Linked DNA regions of Mus musculus: all the other regions are linked to region 3. The links are chromatin loops, found by intact Hi-C in ENCODE. Cell type or tissue: left cerebral cortex. All regions are shown on one strand.

The links. Peaks named below come from ENCODE experiments on the same cell type or tissue, not always from the same donor. Only the 100,000 strongest peaks of a DNase experiment are listed, where the experiment ranks them.
Region 1: a loop joins it to region 3, with 5 times the contacts of the local background. A loop is called at or near these places in 6 of 42 quality-filtered maps.
Region 2: a loop joins it to region 3, with 3 times the contacts of the local background. A loop is called at or near these places in 5 of 42 quality-filtered maps.

Annotation. Positions count from the first base shown.
Region 1 is chr16:70,835,001-70,843,000 of GRCm38, forward strand. No RefSeq gene overlaps it. Among named protein-coding and RNA genes, the nearest start is that of Gm29823, 120 kb to the right of the region's middle. In left cerebral cortex, a CTCF peak has its summit at 3,330; DNase peaks (open chromatin) are centred at 188, 2,269, 3,320, 4,734 and 1 more place; H3K27ac peaks cover 698 bases.
Region 2 is chr16:70,878,036-70,886,035 of GRCm38, forward strand. No RefSeq gene overlaps it. Among named protein-coding and RNA genes, the nearest start is that of Gm29823, 73 kb to the right of the region's middle. In left cerebral cortex, CTCF peaks have their summits at 186 and 3,668; DNase peaks (open chromatin) are centred at 2,855, 3,517 and 4,183; H3K4me3 peaks cover 965 bases; H3K27ac peaks cover 1,452 bases.
Region 3 is chr16:71,194,093-71,202,092 of GRCm38, forward strand. No RefSeq gene overlaps it. Among named protein-coding and RNA genes, the nearest start is that of Gm24968, 23 kb to the left of the region's middle. In left cerebral cortex, CTCF peaks have their summits at 3,647 and 3,846; a DNase peak (open chromatin) is centred at 3,621.

The DNA of each region.
Region 1 (8,000 bases), 360 kb before region 3:
TTAACCTCCTCTGTTCACTGATGAGTTTAAAATGCTGCTGTTTACTTCGCTGCTGAAAATGGAACTTTCTCCTCATTTAAGCAGTGGTGTTCTCGTTTGGTGCTGACAAGCCACGGATTGTCAAAATTGGACATCTTGCCATGAATAAAGATGACAACTGAATAAGTGACTCAGAAATAAGCCCGACAAGAGAGAAGCAAAGAAGCTTGAATGTGGAATTTAAATACACTTCTTCTGTCATTTGGGGACACCGAACAAGTCAGGTGGCAATGGTTAAGCAACAGGCATGTGGGCAGTAGCTCTCATGATCCCCGCATTGCCAAGATACCTTTTCACAATTGTTCTTGCTTTGGCGTCTGTGAGTCAGATCCCTGCGAGTTTGGGTGTGGTAAGATCCAATTTTACCGTTATAACTTCAGACACCTGCTCCGATGAGAGTTGGAGATCGCACCTGAAGAAGTTATGTCTTTATTACTACTAGGGTTAAGTATGGTGTTGGGTCTCATTGATTAGCTACTCCAAAGATAGATTTCTGCCAACAGATAAAGAATACTAGCATCCGGTAATGGAACAGATGTTCAGGGAGGAAGACTGAGAGGGTCCCTATTGCTCAAAATACCCTGTGTTTTCATGGAGACAAACACTAGATAAAATGAACATGTTCCCAGTTTCATTGATCATCAAAGCTTAGTATTGTATTAGATAATATTGTATAGAATGTCTGAGGCACAGAAAGAACTAGTGCCACCTGTTGTTAATATAAATAACTTTTTATTTATACACTGTTACAATCACAATCATAGATCATATACAGTATTAATATTGAGAAGATATACAAACTACTGGTTTTCTGTACTGGGCATCTTTGTTAATTTCTAACTGATGTACTTCTGAATTTGTTCATTTTATCTTTCTGTCATTGCCTCTTATTGAAATTTTCTGAGTGTATTTAGGGAGGACAGAAGAGTCTTTGAAACTGCACGTTGAATAAACACTTGAACAATTTGCAGTTGCCACAACTTTTCCATGAGTGACAGTAGAGTGCCCAACTGGTTTGCTAAGTATTTGAACAGGTCATGGAGGCTGCAGGTTTTGTGATTCCCTACGTTGCCACAAATCTGACTATTTGTTGATTTCTAAAACACTTTGCAGTGATTTGTCATCACTGGGAGAAATATAGTTTCTGACATTGACTGGATAAAGGGCACGGTTACTGCTCAGTGCCCCACAGTGAGCAGGAGAGAATTACAGTATATGAAAGAATTGTCTGGCCTCACATGAGAACTATTGTCCTAAACGATTGCAATTAATGTAATTATTCTTCTTTAAAGAAGATAAAGGTGTCTGCTATGAATTTCCAAACAACACATTGTATAATATTTAATAAGTGTGGCCAAGATGATTAATTAATAATCAACTCAATTAAATTTTATAATGCAGTGGGGAGAATAATCGGTTTAGGAGTAAACTGGATTTGTATCTTAGATCTGTAATTGATTGTGTTGCCCTGATCAAGTTACTTAACATCTCAAATTAAGTTAAAACAGTTTTACGGCAACACAATACAATCATTCTCAACTTTTAAACTTCAATGATGAGTCAATTACATTGAGATTTTAGTATAATAGATCCTTTTAAGAATTATTCTCTGTGTCTTCTATGCTTCATCTAATTTCCAAAGAGTGAAAAGATAACTTTAAATATTTGAGTCCTGCATTGTATAGTCTACAAAAATACTTTTTATTGGGCATATGTTCAGTTTCCATCGTAATGTAATCTTTTATGAAGTCTAGATGACATGGGCTACCATTTTCTTCATTCTTGATATTGTTGGTTCAGTCTTACAATAGAAAGGGTGCGCCTGCTTTGGGTCTATAGGCTGTTACCTGTTCTTTGTGTACAATAATGTAAGTACTAAATGCTCCAGATGGTACCACAGATGCAGAAAGGTTAGGAGATGTAATCAATTGTCATACCAGAGAGGCATTCAGTGTGATTTCGAGTTTATTGTGAGTCCCTCCTGACTGAATTAGAATGTCATGTTCTGTGACAGGATAGTAGTAGATTAGGTGCCTGCACTTCACTGCTGTCCGGGATAAAAAAGGGGGAGAAATGCAGTGTGAACTGCCTCTCTCAGTGCCTGTGCTTGTCTAATAATGTGTGCTCTCCTTAAATCACAGTTCAAAGTCTTGACGATCATGTCTCGATATCTGTTCTGTGAGCTGAGGAAATGAATCACAATATTATCAGAAAATGCCAGAAAGCCCTGTGCACGGAACACACTGAAGAGTGGGTGAAGTTTCCAATTCTGAAGGAGCCAGCTTAAAGTTGCCTTCAGTTTATGCAGGAAAAATAGTAAGCAGAAACAGAGCTGGGAAACAGGGCTATAGATGTTCTTTCTGTAATATGGGCTTACTTCTGGAAATTTGACAAATTCTAACTTGAGAAAAGTTGGTTTACAACGCTTTCCCCACACAGGTGAGAAAGATTAATGCGTTATTTAGTTGGGCAAAGTTTTAAAGCATATATGCTTTTTGAAAATGATTAATCCTTTAACAAGTCTAGGTTAGGAAAATCCATTTTAACAATTACACTTTTGACCTGAAACATGGTTGCCCACCATAGTGTGGCTGATTGACTCTTTCAGTAGCACTTAAAAATTCTGGAAGAAAATGTTTTGAAAGGGAACATATATTAGGTTTTTTTTTTTTTTTTGAAAGATAAGTATAAAAAAAAAGGTAAGCCTGATTTGAAATTGGTTTTATAAAGTATTTCACTTGACATCACAGTGTGGTAATTGGAAGTTAAATTGTGGAGTAGAAATACTATCAGACTTCAAGATGGGACTTGTGGGCCACCAGAGAAATTGAACTCAAGTAGAATGTTCAAATTTGATGAATTTTTGCAACTTTTACATCCCACCTAAGTGACTGTGTAGGGAAAAAATAAGTAGTTGTTTTCCTAGCAGTGTGTTAGCTGGTGTTCACTAATCAGTCATGGAATTCTCTTTCATGAAGAGAATTTGTAAGTTAGCAGGTAAAGTATTTATAATAATATCTGTTGCCTTAAGTGATATGTTCAAATGGTTTTTGCAACAGTCTCCTGAGAATATTATGGTTAAATTTTTAAGAAAGCTGGAAGTGTGAAGGCATGAAGACTTGAAATTGTCTTCCTCGGTTTGCTTGAGTTTATGGAATATATTTTCATCTTTTAGTCATAGTTCTGTTTTTAAATAACTCTGTTCTGCTCCATGAGAGACATTTCAGTTCTAAATGTATGCAACCAAATTACCTCTTAACCCTCATTTTCAAACTGCAGTTCAATCAGGATACTCCAGATGGCACACAATGATGATAAAATTATGCATATGTTACATTGAGGGATTGAATATGCAAACAGAAGGAGCTGGTTAACTAAGGCTTTCATATTGCCTTCAGGACTTTACCATTCCCCTACATAATGAAAAAAAAAATACAGATAATGTTTTGCTTGGTTTTAGGATTTGACATTTTGTTTAATATGGCAAATAAAATGCAATACAATATGTAACAATCCATCAAAAAATTTGCCAGTGTTAGTATAAACGCAAATGTTTCCCTAACAAATCAGTAGCCAAGGATATGTTTTACCTTAGTTCATAACCAATATTGCTTGGATTGCACCATGCTCTTGAGAAGACAAGTAGATACAATCAAACCTGATAGCATTCACACAAGTAGCCATTTTTTTTTTCTAAATGCAGGAATGGGAATAAGGTTATTCACTTTTGTTTGCATAACTTTTAGGGAAAAAAAACCTGAAAACATTATAAGGGATAAGTAGAAGAAAACAAAAGGAAACAATGAAATAATTTAGCCTTAATTACTAAACAATTACTGACTCTTCTACAACTGAATAACTCTTTTACAGCTCTGTAGCTCTGTATTGTGAAAGCTACTAATTGGACACTACTTTTTGTAAATGAAAACAGTTAAGAAAGTGATATGTTGGTCAATATATAATTATGTTGTTCTCAGGGAAAAAAACTGGTTTTGCTCCAGTAAAAATTTTCAGTTTTACTCAAATAAGCTTAAATAAGAGTATAAGAATTATATAGTTTTAAAAGAGTAAAAAGAGTAAACAAAATTGGTACTGGCTCATTCACATAGTATTCTATATAATGGCCAGTACTGTATATTAATAATCTTGGTTTTAATAAAGCTAGGAGAGTGTATATATGCACTTGCACATGCACATGAACACACACACACACACACACACACACACACACACACATACACTCCTCTCCCCCTCACCATCTCCTCCAAAGTTATTCTTTAAAAATGTTTAGTCATAGTGTGTAGCTTTGTATGAATTGGTGACACATTTTTTTTCAGTGATCTTAATTGAAGAAGTCCTTTATGAATATGGGAGATTGCGTGCTCATTCTCCCTACACTTTCATGCATTGATTTTGATGAACATTTCATGCTAAAGGAATTTCCAAAGTAAAACAATTCAGAAACCATGAATAGTAATTGAGTCCTTTGGTTCTATTCTAAACTTAAAAATCATTATTCTCCATTTAAAGCAGACAAATCATGTTTTTGTACAGCACAGTGCTCTGTCATTTTACTGAGTTTTGTTGATGGTTGTTTCCAGTGAGCTGGGCTGGAATATTAAGCTCTCTGCTTCCTCTTACTCTCTCTTGCTGTGCTGGGCACATTTAGGGTCTGTTTGAAATGAGCAAAAAGCAATTCTGTTGTTCATAAAAAATAACTTGTAAGCTGGTGTGACTGCCTATTCTTTATTTTGTGAAAGGCTGTGCCATTTTCCAGCCTTTGAAACTCTGGCAACGGGCTTGCTGAAAGTCAGTTTAAATGTACTGTCGTGCATAAACAATCAAGTGTAAAACACAATAAAGTCTCCACTTCAGGGTTTGCTTTTCACACCAAATACATCAGCTCAATCCACTAGTACATGCAGAGGCAGATGGGATATTTTTTGTCAGAAACTAATTTCAAGTGTCATGTAGAAGCCAAAGAATAACAGAAGTTTATCATGGTAAAATATTGTTTTTAATACTAAAAAATGGACTTGTAGCATTTGTATTAAAATGTAGCTACCACTGTCTTTGCAGGTTGATGCAACCAATTCCTCCATACTGATGCCGCATGGGAGAGCAGAGAGACCTTCTCCTAGCATGGCTTGCATTGTGACTCACAGTGACCAGTTCATGTTTGGATAATCGTCTGTTCCTTTTGTCTCATAAGAAAAGAAGTATTTCTATAGTTATTAAACATTAAGCATGGTGCTTTAATGCAAAGATTGCCATTTTTTATTAAATATTTTCTTTATTTACATTTCAAATGTTATCCCCTTTCCTGGTTTTCACCCCCTATTTTCTTTCCCCTCCCCCTGCTCATCAACCCACCCACTCCTGCTTCCTGGTCCTGGCATTCCCTTATACTAGGGCATTGGGCCTTCACAGGACCAAAGGCCTCTCCTCCCACTGATGACCAACAAGACCATCCTCTGATACATATGCGGCTGGTGCCATGGGTCCCATTTCTATTGGAAGCTCTTTGTTGCAGTGATTTTTAGGCTTGCTCTTGTAAAATGTCCTCATCGAAACTCTGTGCCATATACTTCTGTCTTCCCACAGCGAGATTTCATAGTAACTATTCCTGATAGATGTACTATGCATTTCAGTTATGAATTGATTCCTACTTAAAAAACATTTCCACAGAAATTGTAATTTTTATACACTCAGTAGGTATTGTGGTCCCAATTGGATGGGAGGAAAGAACAGCTCTGAAATATTGTCATTCTTTAATGTTTCCTGTCTCTTTTATCTTTCCTCACCTTTCTTCCCTGTCTCCTGCTTCCCCCTGCTCACTCCACTTCCTGTTTACTTTTGCTCTTCCTTCTGTTCCTCTCATTTTTCTTCAGTTCTTTTCCTTCTTTTTTTTTAATGCTTATTCTAGAAATAAAATATGAATATTCAGGAAAAAAGAGTATATAAGATAATATGTGAATATTGTATAATCATTTTAAAGGTTTGCTTCTATTATTTATGTACATTGTATAGGTTTGTGTGTCTACATGAGTGAAAATCACATTGTGTCACATTTGGACCTGGATTTATATGTAACAATGAGCTTCCTGATGACATTGTGAACAGGACTTTCTGTCCTATGGGAAGACTTCCCTAACTGCTGCTGCGGCATCTATCCACCCTCAGCGTACATATTTTAAACAACACTCAGGAGCTGAGTAATAACATATTTCTCATGCAACATGGTTCTAACATCAAGCTACATACTTTATATAGTATGTACACACACACACACACACACACACACACACACACACACACACTAACAAACTGGAACAGCAACGTTGACAAAATAATAACTATGTTTTCTGATGCTAGAAGGAGAGCCTATAGTATTTGCTGAGAGATTGCATGAGGGCCTCTCTGAGACATCCTAATAAATCTGTAGGGTGTATTTGACCATTAAGGAGTTACACTTAAGTTGGTGAATGTAGAGTCTGATCTCTCAAGCAACATGTGTATCTACAATAAAATAGAAACATGGCAGATGTATCTGGTGGTTTGAATTGATGGCATAATTCTGAACTATATAAAGAAAGTAGAAACCACCAGGGACTTATCTTGCCATTATGAAGTGATAAAGACTATAAGCAGAAGCTTAATACAAATTTTACTATTCACACTAGATAAGTTTTTGATGAATCTGGAGTTCAGGATGAAGTTGTCAGACAAAATACTCCATACAAATTTAAACCTAAATGTTACCAAAACAACAATGTTATTTCAGCAATATGTTTGAGACATTCTAAATGTTATCATTATGTGCCAGATATTAAATTTTAATTGTACCTAATGCTTTTTCTTTACTAAATCTTTGCAGTTCAAGTCTGTAGCCATCTTTGAAGTGGGAGTCAAAAGAGTGGATGAGTGTAGAAGGAAGCCTTGGCTTCCCTTGTATAGCTCTTAGAAATTTAATCCCACCCTGTGATCATACAAAATGCGATGGTACCCTGATTAGATGGCTAAGGGGTGGTGGTGCTGGTGCTTTTGGACGTAGGTGTATTAAAAAATAGATTTTTAAAAAGGATCAACAAGACACATTAAAGACATGTAGTAGTAAGTCTGAAGGAGTGATGAAATAGTTTAGCTGCCTGATGCTAATTCGTGGAATACCAAGGGACTTACTGTACATTGGATTGAGTAACAAATGATGGAGACAGAACTACCAGGGCCCTTAAATTTTTCATGGCAATACTTCCTAGTTTCTCCTGTTCACCCTTAAACATGTGTTTGTTCAGGAGGCAGGGGAGAAACCTTTTATTTTGAAATGCTATATTTTTCTGCCAACTTATTCTAGTCTTTGAGAAAGGTGACCTAGTATCACAGGAATGAAAGAAAACTATTTATTGCCTGCTATAGCCTAAATACTCTGTAAATGCTCTAAACCAAATGTTTCCACTTTTTATATAAGAAGACAAGAATCAAAAAGGTTATCATACACCTAAGATCACAAATCCAGAAATTGCTGGCACTGGGATTAGACTCCAATGTAACCAGAGTATGAACAGTCTTATTATTGCTTAACTACATTAGGAAAAAAAAAAACCTGAATCACAATTACATTACAATGGCTTGAACTACAGTGTTTAAAAGTTTAAGGGATTATTTTGGACATGGTTCTGCCATTCTTTGAAGTAACCCAAATTTAAATTCTATAACTTAAATATACTGTCCCTAGAATTTAAACAAGAGCCTAACATGTGTTTTGTGAAACACTGAGGCTTAGACACTGCACTTGAACACTAATAGGTACCATCATTCATAATCTACTTACCAGTTACTTTATTTAAACCATGCAGGTGCTTATGCTAAGTACCCTCCTGTGATATTGCAGAAACCACAATTGGAGCAAAGAACATACCCCTCCAAATGCAAAGCTCCCTTTGTGTTGGTGGAATGTGGAG
Region 2 (8,000 bases), 320 kb before region 3:
CAAAGTCTCTGCCACCTCTTAGTCCTGAAACACTACTCATCACACTGGAACCCTGGAGGACACAAATGACTCAAATCACCACATCTGGAATCCTCACTAATTAATGCAAAGCTAAACTCCAATATTGGCTGGGAAGTTTTCTTTATGTACTGATTGTATCTTTCCTTGAGAAGATATGTAAAGATCATTCCAGGTAGGGTACCATCCAGTGGATAAAGAAACAATTGCACCCATCTATCTTAGTGAAATATCAAATTTATTGGAGTTTCCTTGCAGGGTCATGGATGATACAGAGGCAGAAACATTACTAAAATATCCATCTCAGTGTGGATGACGCTGCATGATATTTTCTCTTCCCAGAAATTGTTTCCTCTATTTATAACACGTTTCCAACCCTGTGTGTATATGCCTGGGGCGGGGTGGTGAACCTGTTAACTGGGTTTTGAAAGTTTTATTTACCTCTTAGGGCCTTGGAATCTCCCACTTTATTCCAGGAGAGAATGGTACTATTGGGAGGAAATGGCTTTACAACTCCCTCCCAAAGCAGGATAAAATCCTTTAGGTAGAGTTGTTAAGATCTAATCTCTCCCCTCCCCTCCCCCTCTCCCCTTCCCCCCCCCTCTCTCCTTCTCTCCCTCTCCTCCTCACCCTCTCTCTCATTCTCCCCCCTCTCACCCTCCCTCCTTCCCTCCCTCTTTTTCTTTTTCAGTTTATAGAGAAAGAGAGACCATTAAAGTGAGAAAATTTCAGAGTGCCCAATAGAGTAGTGCTAAATTTAGGGCATTTATACTTATTTTTAGATATTGTATGTTTTTCTCTATGTTTTGGTTTATAATAAAAAACACACCTTGAAAAATAGAATTATTTGTTTAAAAGTGCTGCAGGCTTTCCCATTTTTTGATGCTTCTCCCTTTTGTTCTGCACATGGACTATATTTCTAAGGGTTTAGAAGTATGCTTACATCCTCTACTGAACACAAAATTAACTACAGAGAGCAGAAAATGGCTTATTTATCCCCAAGCAAGAGATTAAAATAGAATATAGATATTTTGGGGGGAGGTGTCTATTTGGTTATATATATCCCAAGTCTGTGTGTGTGTGTGTGTGTGTGTGTGTGTGTGTGTGCTTTCCTGAAACACTCCCCTTTTCTCTGTGTCTTTTGAGTACCAGGGACTTGCAGTGTATCTCTTGACTACATTTTTCATTTGTAATAATCTCTCTCTCTCTCTCTCTCTCTCTCTCTCTCTCTCTCTCTCTCTCTGTTTTTGTCTCCCTCTGTCTTTCTGTCTCTGTCTTTGTCTCTCTGTCCCCTCTCCACCACCCTCTCTTTTCCCCCTCTTGCCCCTCCCTCTCCTACCCCTTTCCCTCTTCCCCCTTTTCACCCTTCATTGGTTTGTGAAGTGTAGATTAAAACACTTAGAGTGACACTGGAGATGAGAATGTTAAACTTGCATTGGCAAAAATGAATAAGAATGAAGGGTAAATAAGATAATATGAGCACAGAGCCAATGATATAAAATTTTGGTAATGAGACAGAAAGAGTTTAGGACCATGTAATGGGAGGGAGGGAGGTATCCAACTGGCACAACTGTTCCTGAAGGGTGTGGATTATATATCCAATTTTCAGGTCTATAGAGCCTTTAGAGGATTTGTGTTGCTAGTACATTGTTAGGAAAGAGAGACAAAAAGTTTTGTTTTGTTTTGTTTTTTCACTTGCACTTACATAATAATGGAGGGAGCATGTCATGGATGTTTGTAGGGTATATGCATGTGGTATGTTTGTAGTGTGTCTATGTTTTTGTGTATGTGGTGGATTGTGATGTATATATGGTGTGTGTGTGCTTGTGTGTGTGTGTTTTGGTATGTGTGTGTGGTGGATGAGTGATTTATATGTGGGGTATGTGGATGTTAGTGTGTGAGAGTAGTTTATGTATGCATCTTTCTTACAGACTTAATTCAGAAAATGAACCAAGAATTCTTTCTTGATACTTTATTTCGTATGCATTTTTCATTTACAGCATATATCCCTGGTTGGTCATTAACTGTGCTGCATATATTGGAAGAGGAGATCACCCCATTTGTCTTTGAACTGAAGGTACATTGCACTCAGCTACTGATAACGATTTGCCTAGTTATTCAAACATCTTACTTTAAAACAGTTTCACATGATTGGATGTGAAAAAGATAATTAAAAACGGTTAGCCTGTGGTTTAAGAAATGGTTGGGGTTAATAGGATGATTTGAAACTTTCTCCTATAGTAAAAGTATAACTTACTTTTATAAATAATAAACTGCTCTCTTTTAAGCACTCCATGAAATAACTTCCTGTCGTTAAATTTTTGACCAACTCTCTCTCTCTCTGACACACACATACACACACAAACACACACACACAGACACACAGACACACAGACACACACACACACACACAGACACACACACACACAGACACACACCTGTAGTTATATGATCATCTACAGCAAGTATTCTGAATTTAATCCCCAGAGGGAAAGAAAAAAAAATTAACTTTAGCCACTCAAGGGGAATCTGTTTTATTCTTTTGTGAATCGCTAGCATTTTCCTCAGGATATTTCCAAACCAAGTTTGAAGAACCCACTGCTTCTACAGCGTTCATTATCCCACTGTTCAGGTCTGAAATCAGATGGACTATTTCAGTTTGCACTGTGAAGTTTTCGGTAGCTGGGCTTATTACCATACATCTGTTTAAGCAGACTCCTATTTGCTCCTAGTCTTCCTTTCTTTTGGTTTTTCTGCATGATTTCCCTGTCCTCACTGTCTGGCAGCTTTGGGTTTTCCTTGAGCAACTTAGAGCAAGCTTGCTTCCTCTCAGCTTAGAGGCTCTCCTTGGGAGGCATTTAAATGGCTTCTTGTCTGCAGCCCACTGCTCTCCTGGGCTGTGAATGGAAATAAGAAGAGGGCTTGTGGACATTTCCCATTGTCCTTACATATCAAGGGAACCACACTGTGATGAATTAACTGCAGATTGCAACAAACACTGCGACAAACAGATATGGTCTCCATGTTATGCGATTTTCATGATGGATTCCTTTCGGTGGTTCATCTGGTTCTTTTTAGCGTAATCTTATTTTTATTTTTGCTCAGTTTTGCAAAAACAAGCTGAAGCACATTTTTTTTTTCTGCTGTGAAACCTCTTGCACAAAAACTGAAGCCTATTATCACTTGCTTGATCTCACACTAAAGCACTGGAATTAAGCATGTATAATAATTTAACATTCGCGCCCATCTGCTACTGTCCTCCTCATTTTATTTTTAAAGGAGAACCATAAAAGAGCCCTAAAAGTCAGCATGTACTTCTCCCTGTTTGAGTTTTCGCTCACATCCATAATAGTGACAATTGTTCTGTTTCTTTGCACATCCTCAGTGCTTTCACATCTAAGAGACTGACCATATAGAAACCAGCAGCGTGTGCGCGGCCGCATCTCTCTTTTAGGCTGAGAAGCTAACAAATCAGTGTGTGTTGCACACAGCCCATCCAAGAACGTGATTTCTAGCCTCTCTGCTTTGGCTTCTGTGTAAAAGAACACCTCGGCTGTTATTCTCCATTCCCAGCTACACACAGTGTTTCCGATGGCCGTAATAAAAATTCTGCAGCTTCCTTTCAGATTCTACATTCTTTACATGACATCTAGAGGCCAAAATTGATGTGAGCATAATTAATCTTTCCACATGGCTATGCCGGCCCTAGGTATATCAGGGATGAGAAACACACTGTCTGCATACTTAAACTTACAGAACATCCCAGCACAGATCTGTATTCTGAGCAGGGCTCAGCATGATGCCATCATCCTGTGGATATAAAAGATAGAGAAAAAAAAAATCCAACAACCTTATGTGAAAAAAAAAAAAAAAAACAACATAAAGAACTGTAACTCCCTTCTCTCGTTTACATTTCATATTCTATAATGTTTGATGTTAATTCCAAGAAATTGTGAGATAAAACCTATTAGTGTCTCTGGCATTTACTCACAGCCATCAAGATGCTGATAGAAATAAAAAATGTAAAGTGGTTGATTCCGTTTTTTCTTTGACCAATTTTTAAGGGTAAGTATGTTTTTGCTGCCTCTAAAGTATTCTGAGAGCAGTGTTCTGACTCCTGCTTTAATCTGCATCCTTGCAAAAGGCACAGGCTTAGAGGGAAAATAACAGTTGTTCTCATCTCCTTGTCGAGAAGCAGTTCATTCAGTAATGATGGAGAAGTATCCGAAGCCTAGGCTCACCACAGCTATATTAAAGTACAGAGTCCAGGGTTTCTCTCTATGTATTTCGAATCTTGGAGAAGTTGACCTTTCAGTTTCCCAATCAAATAATGAGGCAAGGTAAAATAATATTTAAGTTCTGTACATCATAATAAAGTTTTTATCCATAGTGTATACAGGTCATACACAAATATATAAATGCATGTAATTTCCTTCTGTATATGTAAGACTATTATATGTTTATAGTTGTTAGATCTTCTGGAAATAGATAATAATATTGTTAGCCATATCTTATCTAATATCATGTCATCTGAAGTAGTTCAAATAACTCTTTATGTGTGATTGTATTGCACGTGTGTGTATTTGCTACATGTGGCATTCATTGACATAAGTAGAAGTCTATTATGAATCTTCGATTTATTATTGCACTTTTCAGTTGGCATTGTCATATATTTCATCTGTGTCTGTTGATGTGTGTACACTCAGATTCTTGCATCCTTTTACTTGCTGTCTTAGTACCCATATCTGCCACATTTTAGAGCCTTGTTTCTTAGTGATTGATCCCTATGATGCTATTAGTTTTATTATCATAAAACTCCAAGATAAAGGTCTTTCCATAAAATGTCCAAACTTTGATTTGTGGAATTTGTGGAGGTGTTTCCTGGATTATACAGTAGGATGAGGATTCCTGTCACAGGAAACATGCATATGTAATTTTCTTAACTATGGCCAGATGACTTTCCAGGATTGCACTTCCAATATCCACTGCCAGAAGGGCAGGCGAGTTCCCATCTCTCCATAGTCCTGCCAATGACTGGATTCACCCCATTCTCTGGTTTTCATAATTTACATGAAAAAATTATGACTTATTGTTCTTATAATTTTTATTCGATGAATATTAAGGTTAAACAACTCTCCATATGCTCATATTTACTAATGTGAACTATGTTTTAAAGTTCTTAGTGTTCTCAAATTTCCTGTCATTTGTAATGAACTCGAATACTTTGTCCATATTTTATCAACTTTAGATGTAGCAAATATACTCTTGGATGATAAATGGTCTCAAATTTTAACGTGTTTAAATCCATTATTTTCAATTTTATGACTTTTAGTCTCAAATATTTATTTCGATGTACCTATATAATAAATATTTCCAATTGCTTTTTTTTTTGCATTTTATAGCTAAATCTTTGGTATGGAGAACACTTGCATTTGTTACATAAAGTAGAAACTCACATATAGTTTTCTTTGTACAGTAAGCTACGTTCTCTTGCAATACTATTAAAATTCTATATTTTCTCCATGTTTTTGTGTTTCTGTTTTTGTTTTTGTTTTTGTTTTTGTTTTTTTAGGATTTCTTTATTATATGTAAGTACACTGTAGCTGACTTCAGGCACCCCAGAATAGGGCATCAGATCTCATCAGATCGGATGGTTGTGAGTTACCATGTGGTTACTGGCATTTGAACTCAGGACCTTCACAAGAGCAATCAGTGCTCTTAAGCACTGAGCCATCTCTCCAGCCCCGTGGGTCTGTTTTATTGCACATCAGTATCTATGTATATACTTCCCTTGAATTCATTAACATTTTTATCTACCCTTCACCAAATATACTTGTGCTTTGTCTTAAGATTTTTAGCTATGCATTCTAACTTGCTGATTGAATTACACATCTTTCTTCTTTACTGTTGATACTTATCTACGGTTATGGAGGGACACACCTCAAATCACCACCCCTAGATATCTAGAGTAGATAGATTGTGAGTTCCAGTTCCTGTCTCAAAAACTGAAACAGAAGGAAAAACAAAGCTAGGTTACCTTGGATGTGAATTTTGACAGCAATTTAAATATTATAATTTAGTTTACTGAATTTAGAAAAATATATCAGCTTCGGCTGATTGGTACTTTCAATTTGGGATGATTTTTTTTTTCTATAGATGAACATATTTTCTCCATACAGCTAAATATTACTTTGTGTATTTATTGAATGTATTTTTCTAGGGAGACATGAACAAACATCTATTCATGTTGTTATGGAACCAGTTATTGACCATGGAAGCTATCCATCCCAATCACACGTTGGTGAGCCAGTGAATTTATTGTGCGTACTTACTAAGCTGTGTGTTAAGTGGTGGCTCACAGGAGCATGGCTGACTCTTTTAGCTGCTACACTGAAAGTCCATCCCACAGTAGTAAAAGCTGCATTATTGGAGCTCCCTGAGGGACTTCCAGAGAGTGCCATCAAAGAAAAACCGTCCTCTCCTCCAGAAATTGTTTCTTTCTTTTCCAACCTCAGGAAGACGTTTCATGAGATGCATACATGTTGTGAGCCATCTCAATACATCCACAAGGGAATGTTCCAATCCAGGTTAAATAGGACACACCTATACAACAGGCCACTTCTTCATCCTTTTAACCCTTTCCTTCTCTTCTCTCCCTCTTCCCCTTCCCTTTTCTTTTCTTTCCTTTCCTTTTCTTTTTTCTTTTCTCTTCTTTCTCCCTTTTTTTATTGGATATTTTCTTTATTTACACTTCAAATATTTTCCTGTTTCCAGGTCTCCCCTTCAGAAACCCCTATCCCTTTCCCCCTTCCCCTGCTTCTATGAGGGTGTTTCCCCAGCCATCCACCTACTCCAATCTTCTCTCCCTTGCATTGCTCTACACTGGGGCATCGAACACCCTCAGGCCCAAGGGCCTCTCCTCCCACATCAAATCCATCTGTCATATATGTGGCCAGAGCCATGGGTCCCTCCATGTGTATTCTTTGGTTAGTGGTCTAGTCCCTGGGAACTCCCAAGGGTCTGGCCTGTTGACACTGTTGCTCTATCAATGGGGCTGCAACGCCCCTCAGCTCCTTCAGTCCCTTCTCCAACTCCTTCATCTGGGTGCCGTGCTCAGTCCAATGGTTGACTTCGAGCATCTGCCTCTGTATTTGTCAGGCTCTGGCAAAGCCTCTCAGGAGACAGCAGTAACAGGCTTCTGTCAGCAAGCACTTCCTGCCATCCACAACAGCATTTGGTCTTGGTGAATGTATATGGGATGGATCCCCAAACCCTTTGCTATTCTCGTTTGAAATGTTCTCTGAGTTTTGGAGAGAGGTGATATAGATGATTATTTTCTCCCAGTTGTAGATGATCAATTAATTGCTCTAGCACAGTAATGGTTACTAATTGCTGGAAGATGACTAGTTATGTGTCTCCCCATATAACTGCTTCCACGGCAAAAATGCTTCCCTCTACAAGGAAGGATAGCATCAATCTATGGCCATGAACATAAATATTTGGAAGGCAATTTGTTTTTGTCTTCTTTTGTTTTGTTTTTATTAATTAGGTATTTTCTTCATTTACATTTCCAATGCTATCCCAAAAGTCCCCCATACCCTCCCCCCCACTCCCCTACCCACCCATCCCCATTTTTTGGCCCTGGCGTTCCCCTGTACTGAGGCATATAAATTTTGCACGACCAATGGACCACTCTTTCCAGTGATGGCCGACTAGGCCATCTTTTGATACATATGCAGCTAGAGACATGAGCTCCAGGGTACTGGTTAGTTCATATTGTTGTTCCACCTATAGGGTTGCAGTTCCCTTTAGGTCCTTGGGTACTTTCTCTAGCTCCTCCATTGGGGGCCCTGTGATCCATCCAATAGCTGACTGTGAGCATCCACTTCTGTGTTTGCTAGGCCCAGGCATAGTCTCACAAGAGACAGCTATATCAGGGTCCTTTCAGCAAAATCTTGCTAGTGTTTGCAATGGTGTCAGAG
Region 3 (8,000 bases):
TAAGTTTAGTCTTAAAACATTAAATAACCATAATCTTACATTGATAGAGATCTTTATATTTGATGCAAAATTAAAGCCATAGTTTCTAACATTGATACAGAATATATATACATATATATATATGTATATATATATATATATATATATATATATATATATATATATATTCTAGTTTTAAACTTTTCATTGGTATAAAATTTTATATACAGGTAAAAAATTAAAATTAATATTGTTACTCTTAGGCATAGTGACTATACAACTCATTTAAGAATACAAAGGCTTTTTAATAGCTACAATGAGAGGGCTAATATCCAAAATATATAAAGGACTCAAGAAGCTAATCACCAAGAAATCAAATAACTCAATCAAACATAAGGCATAGAACTAAACAGAATTCACAACAGAGGAATCTTGAGTAGCTGAGAAGCACTTAAAGAAATGGTCAAAGTCCTTAGTCATCAGGAAATACAAATCAAAACGACCTCGAGATTCCCACTTATACCAATCAGAATGGAAACGATAAAAAACTCAGGTGACAACACATGTTCACAAGGATGTGGAGAAAACGGAACACTTCTTCATTGCTAGTGGGATTGCAAACTGGTACAACCACTCTGGAAATCAATCTGGAGGTTCCTCAGAAAATTGGAAATAGGTCTATCTGAAGACCCAGCAATACAACTCTTGGGAATATACTCAAAAGATGCCCCACCATGCCACAGGGGCACATGTTCCACTATGTTCATAGCGGCCTTACATGTGATAGCCAGAAGCTGGAAACAACCTAGATGTCCCACAACAGAAGAAAGGATACAGAAAATGTGGTTCATTTATACAATGGAGTACCACTCAGATATTAAGAACAAGTACATCCTGAGTTTTGCAAATGAATGGAACTAGAATACATTATCCTGAGTGAGGTACCTCAGACCCAAAAGGACATGCATGGTATGTACTCACTAATAAATGGATATTAGCCAAAAAGAAGTACAGAATACCCAGGATACAATCCACAGAATTCAAGAAGGTTAACAAGCCAAAAGGCCTCAATCCTAATTGGGAGGGAAAAGAAAGCAATCATGGGGGTGGGACGGGGGAAAGTGGGAGCTGAATGGGAAAGAGGACAGGGAGTGGAAGAGGGGAGCATGATCAGGTATTGGGGGGAGAAACAGGAATGAAGCTCTGTGTGGACAAGCAGAAAGGATAGAAACAGGCAAGCTAAGGAGGTAGGAGGAGGGGGACCTGCTTGAAAGTGTTAGAGACCTAGGAAGTGAGAGACTGTCAGGACTCAAAGGGAGGGACCTTAGATGAAATGCCTTACAGTAAGGAGAGGGAACTTGTAGAGTCCATCTTCAGTAGAAAGACATCAAGTGGAGGGATGAGGTTGCCATTCCACAGTCAAAAATTCTGACCCAGAATTCTTCCTGTATGAAAGAACTGCAGGAACAAAAATGGAGAAGAACCTGAGGAAAAGGAAGTCCAATGATAGGCCCCAAATGGGATCCAGCTCAAGGGGAGGTCCCAAGACCTGACACTATTAATTATGCTATCATGCTTACAAGCAGGGGTCTATCATGACTGTCATCCCCGCCCCAGAAAGGCCCACCTAGCATCTGAAAGAGTCAGATACTTACACCTAACCAATGGACAGAAGCTTGTGACCCCTGTGGTTGAATTAGGGAAAAGCTGGAAGAAACTGAAGAGGAGGGTGACCCTATAGGAAGACCAGCAATCTCAATTAACCTTGACCCCAGAGATCTCTCAGACACTGAGCCACCAACCAGGCAGCACACACCAGCTGATGTGATGCCCCCAACACATATACAGCAGAGGACTGCCAGGTCTGGGTTCAGTCAAAGAAGTTGTACCTAACCTTCAAGAGACTTGAGGACTCAGGGAGTGAGGAGGTTTGATGGGGTGGGGGTTGGGGGTTGTGTCTCCTGTAGAGTCTATGGACTCACTAGCCACAGGTAGTAATCTAAAATCACAGTATTTGGCATAGACTCATTTTTAAATATAATGAGCTTTAAGATCAGATGTTTGTTGATTATTCTCAAGATATAAGTGCCAGTATTGCACTGTTGGGGTATCTTATAATGAGGGATATATGCTTTGTAGCTGAAGGGAGACTACAGATTGGTATTTTTTTTTCCCTTTTTAGTTTACACATCACCTTTGCGTAGTATGAGAGGTAGTCCTCAGAGAGGAGGTTTTGATATCAGTTCCAGCTTGATTCCTCCAAGTCCCCAGTCTGACTCTGTTCTCTTTTGCAGGAGGGCTTTCCCTTCTAGGTCTGTCACTTTTCTAACCCTCAATTTTATTACACCTAAAGTGGAATTTAATGCTTATTTCAGAAAACATTCTGAAACTGAGTATTAGAAAGATGCGTGTATTTTATATGTGTTCGAGTATGTAGTGCTTTCCAGCCTTAAATATATGTAGAGATCTGGATATGTTCCTAAGCAGTAACTTTACTGTAACAAAACAGACGGTATCACAATAGATATAGTGGAGCAGTAATCACTGAAAATCAGTAACATCTAAATATAAAGTTATTATTTAAAAAAAAAAGCAGCAAGAGGGAATACAAAGAAAGACTGTGAGAGAGACTGGCAGTGCCTGCATTTGCTCTTTGAACAAGAATGAGATACAATGTCTATAGATCTTTAACTGGTTCTTTAAATGCACACAGATGTTAAAGAGTGTGAAGGCTTGAATGATGTCTGTAGTTGAGTTAGTAGGGTTGACTCATGATGCTTTCGTGATATGGATTAATGTATTATGATTACTCAAGTTTATTTTAACATTAGTGTAAAGTAAAGTAGGCAATGAGTATGCATGAGCTTTCTGAAATTTTCTACAATGAAAAACAAATCATAGTAAAATACTGATTAAAGTTCCCATGAAGTGCAGTCTTGGGCAAAAGCTATTTTAAAATTTAAGCTATATCTATTTCCTAAAATAACTTGGCTCGGGATATTTTTAAAAGACAGATCTCCCTATACAGCCCAGTCTGGGCTTAAGCTAACAATCCTTCCTCCCCAATTCTTAAGTGCTCGCATTGTACATGCATGCCATTTGCCTAGCTGTTAAGGATGTACTTAAATTTAGATTGATGCAAAGATACTTTTCATCTATCAGCACCATGAAATTATCCTAGCTAGTTTTTCTTGTTTTATATATATATATATATATATATATATATATATATATATATATATTTATAGTTTGAAAGAAACAGTTATTTTCCTTGTAATACATTGTTAACACTGAGAATTACAGAATAAGTAAACATACACAACTTAGGGAAAAGATAATAGTTATGATAACTAGCTTTGCTAAATTGTGCTAACGCTGAAAATACACAGGCTTTGTAAAGCCTTAGAGAATTCTTAGATGTATTCAAATCCACAAAGGATATTTTTCTAATTTGAAAACTATCTAATCCCTTTGCCCTTTAGTGTCATTTTATGTGGATGAGATGTGAACCCTCACAGAATGTCTGGACATTTGTAACATCTTGATGTCTGTTGCCACTGTCTCTATGTTTGCATTTGTTTTGGTGTTCCTGCATGTGTGTCTCTGCTTGTCTTCCTGCTCAAAAGTAGCAGGAGAAAAGCTGCAGCCACTTCTGGAGCTGTGTCTCCCCCCAGAGGCATTTCAACACTGCTTCTGATGATTTGTTCATAGACCGAGAATCACAGACACTGTTTTTACTAATTTTGTTTTGTTTTGTTTTGTTTTGTTTTGTTTTGTTTTGTTTAATTTTAGGTTAGGAATCTGAGTAGTCAGTTAGTAGGGTTATCTCCGAGTTAGTTAAACATTTTTGAAAATCAATAGAGAAGCATTGAAATAAATTAAAAATATGAGCAGAATTTTAATCTTAATAATTTGAGAATGTATCTGGCCATTTTTTTTATAAAAAATTTTGTTCTTCCTGCCGTTTTTATATTGATTAAGGGGGGAAAGTAAGACCGAGCACAGAGGGCATGTTGACATAGCTGCTATGTGTACAGCACTTCTGAAAGAAAACATTTGTAGATAACTATTGTGTTCCAAGCATATGTGTTAACTGGTTACTCTTTATAGAATTCTTGTTTTATACTGATTTAGCTTGAAAAGCAGTTTTTATAAAGCCATTCATTTTCTAGTCACTAATATCACAGGCGATCTTTAAATAAAGAAAGGCTTATTTGAAAGTACTTTTGTCGCAAAAATCTCTTTTCTATTTAACAATAGTTGTGGGAGGGTGTTGCATATAATTTGCCATGTATTGGATTTTATTCACTTCTTGCCACAACATGGTTTTTCTCCTTATTAGTTGTCACATTAGTATTCCTTCACATGTTCTGAACAATGAAAGACCCAGGCGCATCTGCCACTCTAGAAACTTTTAGGAAAAGCAACACTAAGAAACATCAAATCAGGTAGTGTGTGCAATTTTTCACTGAGCAAATTACTTTTCTGAAGGGGATCAGGTAGCTGTTGGGGTAGGTAATTGGATGGAGAGTTCCTCACCTCCAGGGTGGCCTTTGTACCCAGAGAGGGTCAGTGTTGACAGAAAGCCATTACCATTTGATTGCTGTTTGCTGATCTGTGTGAAATAAGTTGATGGCATCTGTTCAGTTTCTAGTGGACATGTATCCGAATCACATTTGGCATCCTAGTTGGTAGCTCCAGAAAAAGAAAGATGGATTGAGCAGGTTGTGATGTTACACTGACCCTTCAGTTTAAGATGGACTTTCTTTGGAGAGGAACTTTCCTTTATCATGATCACACTCCTTGTCTACTTGGTGGATAGACTTACGGTATTAGAGACCTCAGATCAAGACCGTAATACACTTGAATTTCCTTCGGAAAATTAATCGAAATCTTGATCTTATTTCCAAAGGCTCTTCTTCATTCTGAATCAAATAAAATTTGGGTAACTACTAATGTAGTTCATGAATAAATAGCAGATATATAAGTACAAAGATGGCATAGAGTTTGTTTTTAAACTCTTTTAAGAACACTAGTGTGTCTGCTACTGCAGTCTTAAGTTGCCTTTTGTTCTCAGAAACATTCACAGCTCCATTTTGTTGCCTTGATTTATATTTCCTTTATCTGGAATAATAATTTTATGGTTATCTGGGGCTGCCCAATCTTTTGATATTGAGACATGTGATCTATAGAATTTATGCTCTTGATCCAGGAAATAAAATTGTCCAAATCATACCAAGTTTTAAGGAAGTTTAGTACTCTTTTTGACCAAATGCTGTTCAGGATCTATATGGGTTGGCTGTACTTAGAACTTAGGATTTTATATCAGGCCTTCTGTGAAGTCCAGTCTTCATAATAAAGTCATGTCTAAATACTCTCAAATATAATAACAGTATTTTGCTTTCTAAATGATACAATTAAGTAAATTATCATATATTTTGATTGCAGAATATCTTTTGAATTAGATTTCAAACAAAAGAACTTCATTTTGAATGTGAATACAAGAAAAATAAATAGTGGTTTATGAGGATACTGAAAAATGTACCACCAAATCTAAAGACACACAATTCTGCTAGTATTACCCAAATGAAATGAACCCCAAAGATGTACATTGACTAAGAGCAGACAGACATAAATAAGAAAACCCAAAATTATTTTATAGCGAGTAACAAATAATAACCCATTATGTAAATTATAGAAATCATGAGAGCAGAGATGTTGAATGAATAGAAGCTTGTAAGTGTTTGGGTTTTGACAGTCATTCTTTAGTTTAATTTGATGGGACATATAGATATAAATGATATATACATATATACATATACACTGTTGGGGTCCAAGACTCACACCAAAACTACACAAACACTGATCTCAGTCACAGTGGCATGGTTTATGGAACAGAGGCCCTAAGACTGATAGATCAGGGCCAGAGCTCAGAATTCAGGGCTGAGGCTATGGCCACACCCACTTCTCAGGGATGGCTTATAAAGGAAATAACTACAATGAGCTCATCTGCAGGTGACGGAAATGCTCCTCTGTGGTCGACTCTGACTCTGGCTCAAGCTATTTTTGGATAGCTAGACAGAAGAGTTCAAACTAACCTTTCTTCTAATTGGCCCCAGTTGAAGCTTACAGTTGTCAATTATTTTAAGACAAACAAAACTCAGGGCATATAGAACATAACAGAATATGTAATCAGCATGACCTTGCTATGAGTCAAGTTATTTTTCTATGTCAAAGATTGTCAGGTATATTAGAGCAATAATATAAAATAGGCAGGCATGGAACAAAATGGCTACAACTATGCTAGAGTGGCAGGCTTCAACATATCACACGTATTTAGTGAAAAAAGAATTTAAATCTGTTCAAACATTGTTTTTATATTGTAATTTATGTGAAAATATAGAACTATGAAAAAAATCAAGATTGATTAATAGTGACTGAGCTTGAGCATTGATCCTCTAATGCTGTGCCTTTGATTCTTGCTCAAACAAATTCTTTTTTTTTTATCAATGATATTTTCACTGATAAATGAGACATATCACATCAAATGAGTTCATTTGGATTATTTATATTTTATATAAACAAGTGTTCTAAATATTTCCCTATGGTAACTCTTCTGTGGCAGCTATTCTTGGTTGTCAACTTGACTACTTCGAGAACTTACTAAAAATCCAAGAAGATGGACTTGCTGCACACACTGGGGGATTCTTCTTGATTGGATCATTTGAAGTGGGAAATGTCAATTTAATCCCAGATCATTTGAGGTTGGGAGAATCACCATAAATCTGGGCCACACTTTACGGCAGCCAATCTAAAGGACATAGATCAGAGCTTCACTTTTTGCCTTCTTGTTATCTTTTTCACTGGCAAGCTCATATATCTTGCTGCTGCTGGGATACATTCCTTGGCCGGGATTCGAGGCAGGTTCTTCAGGATTCCAGAATATACCCAAGACCAGCTGGTGACACCCAGCCTCCTCCGGGACTGAAAAAGCTATTGGATATTTGGAGTTTCTTTCAAGATACAACCACTATTAAAATAACTATATCACAGCTTATGAGCCATTCTAATCAATCCCTTTTTTAAGATATAGATTCATTCCGCGATTTCTGTTCCTTTAGAGCAGTGGTTCTCAACCATACTAATGTTGGAGCACTTTAATGAAGTTCTCGGGTTGTGGTGCCCCAGCCATAAAATTATTTTCATTGTTACTTTATAACTATAATCTTGATGTAAATATCTCTGTTTTATGATGGACTTGAGTCTTGTGAAAGGGTCATTTAAAGCCCCCAAATGGATCATGACAAATAGATTGAGAACCTCTGATCTAAAGAAGCTTGATTACTAAATGCTCCAAATTTGCGAGAGGGTAAATATATTATAATAGTAAAATTTAAACTTATCTAAATATTTTCCAAATTATCCAGTAGTATTAGTTGGATTTGTATTATTCAAATATATATGTGCATATATATATGTGTGTATATATATATATATATATATATATATATATATATGTGTGTGTGTGTGTGTGTGTCACATGTGCATATATGTGTGTAGGTATGCACATATATTTATATTTATTTCTTACACTATCTCACAAGTCTATTAAAAATCATAGTGAGAACAAATAATAATATGACAAACATCATACTCGACCCTGCCAGAGTATTAAAATGTTTTAATCACAGAATGGATCTCCACATGAGTTCCTGATTTAACAAATATGATTTAGGAAAAAAGGGATTCTGGAATGAAATTGTACAATGCGGGGTAGTCAATAGGAGACCTGAAAATGAAAATGAAAAGCACAATACATTCTTTTGGATATTTACTTAATACTTTTGGCTATTTCATCTCCTAATATATAAATTTAAATATATGTCAATTATTTTATGTTTTTGAAGACAGAAATTCTAACCTATATAATAGTAACTAACTTCACCAACAAGGGTTGTTCACACAAAACATTGATATAATAGAGAAATACAACTTAGTATCTATTGTTTGTGGATCACATT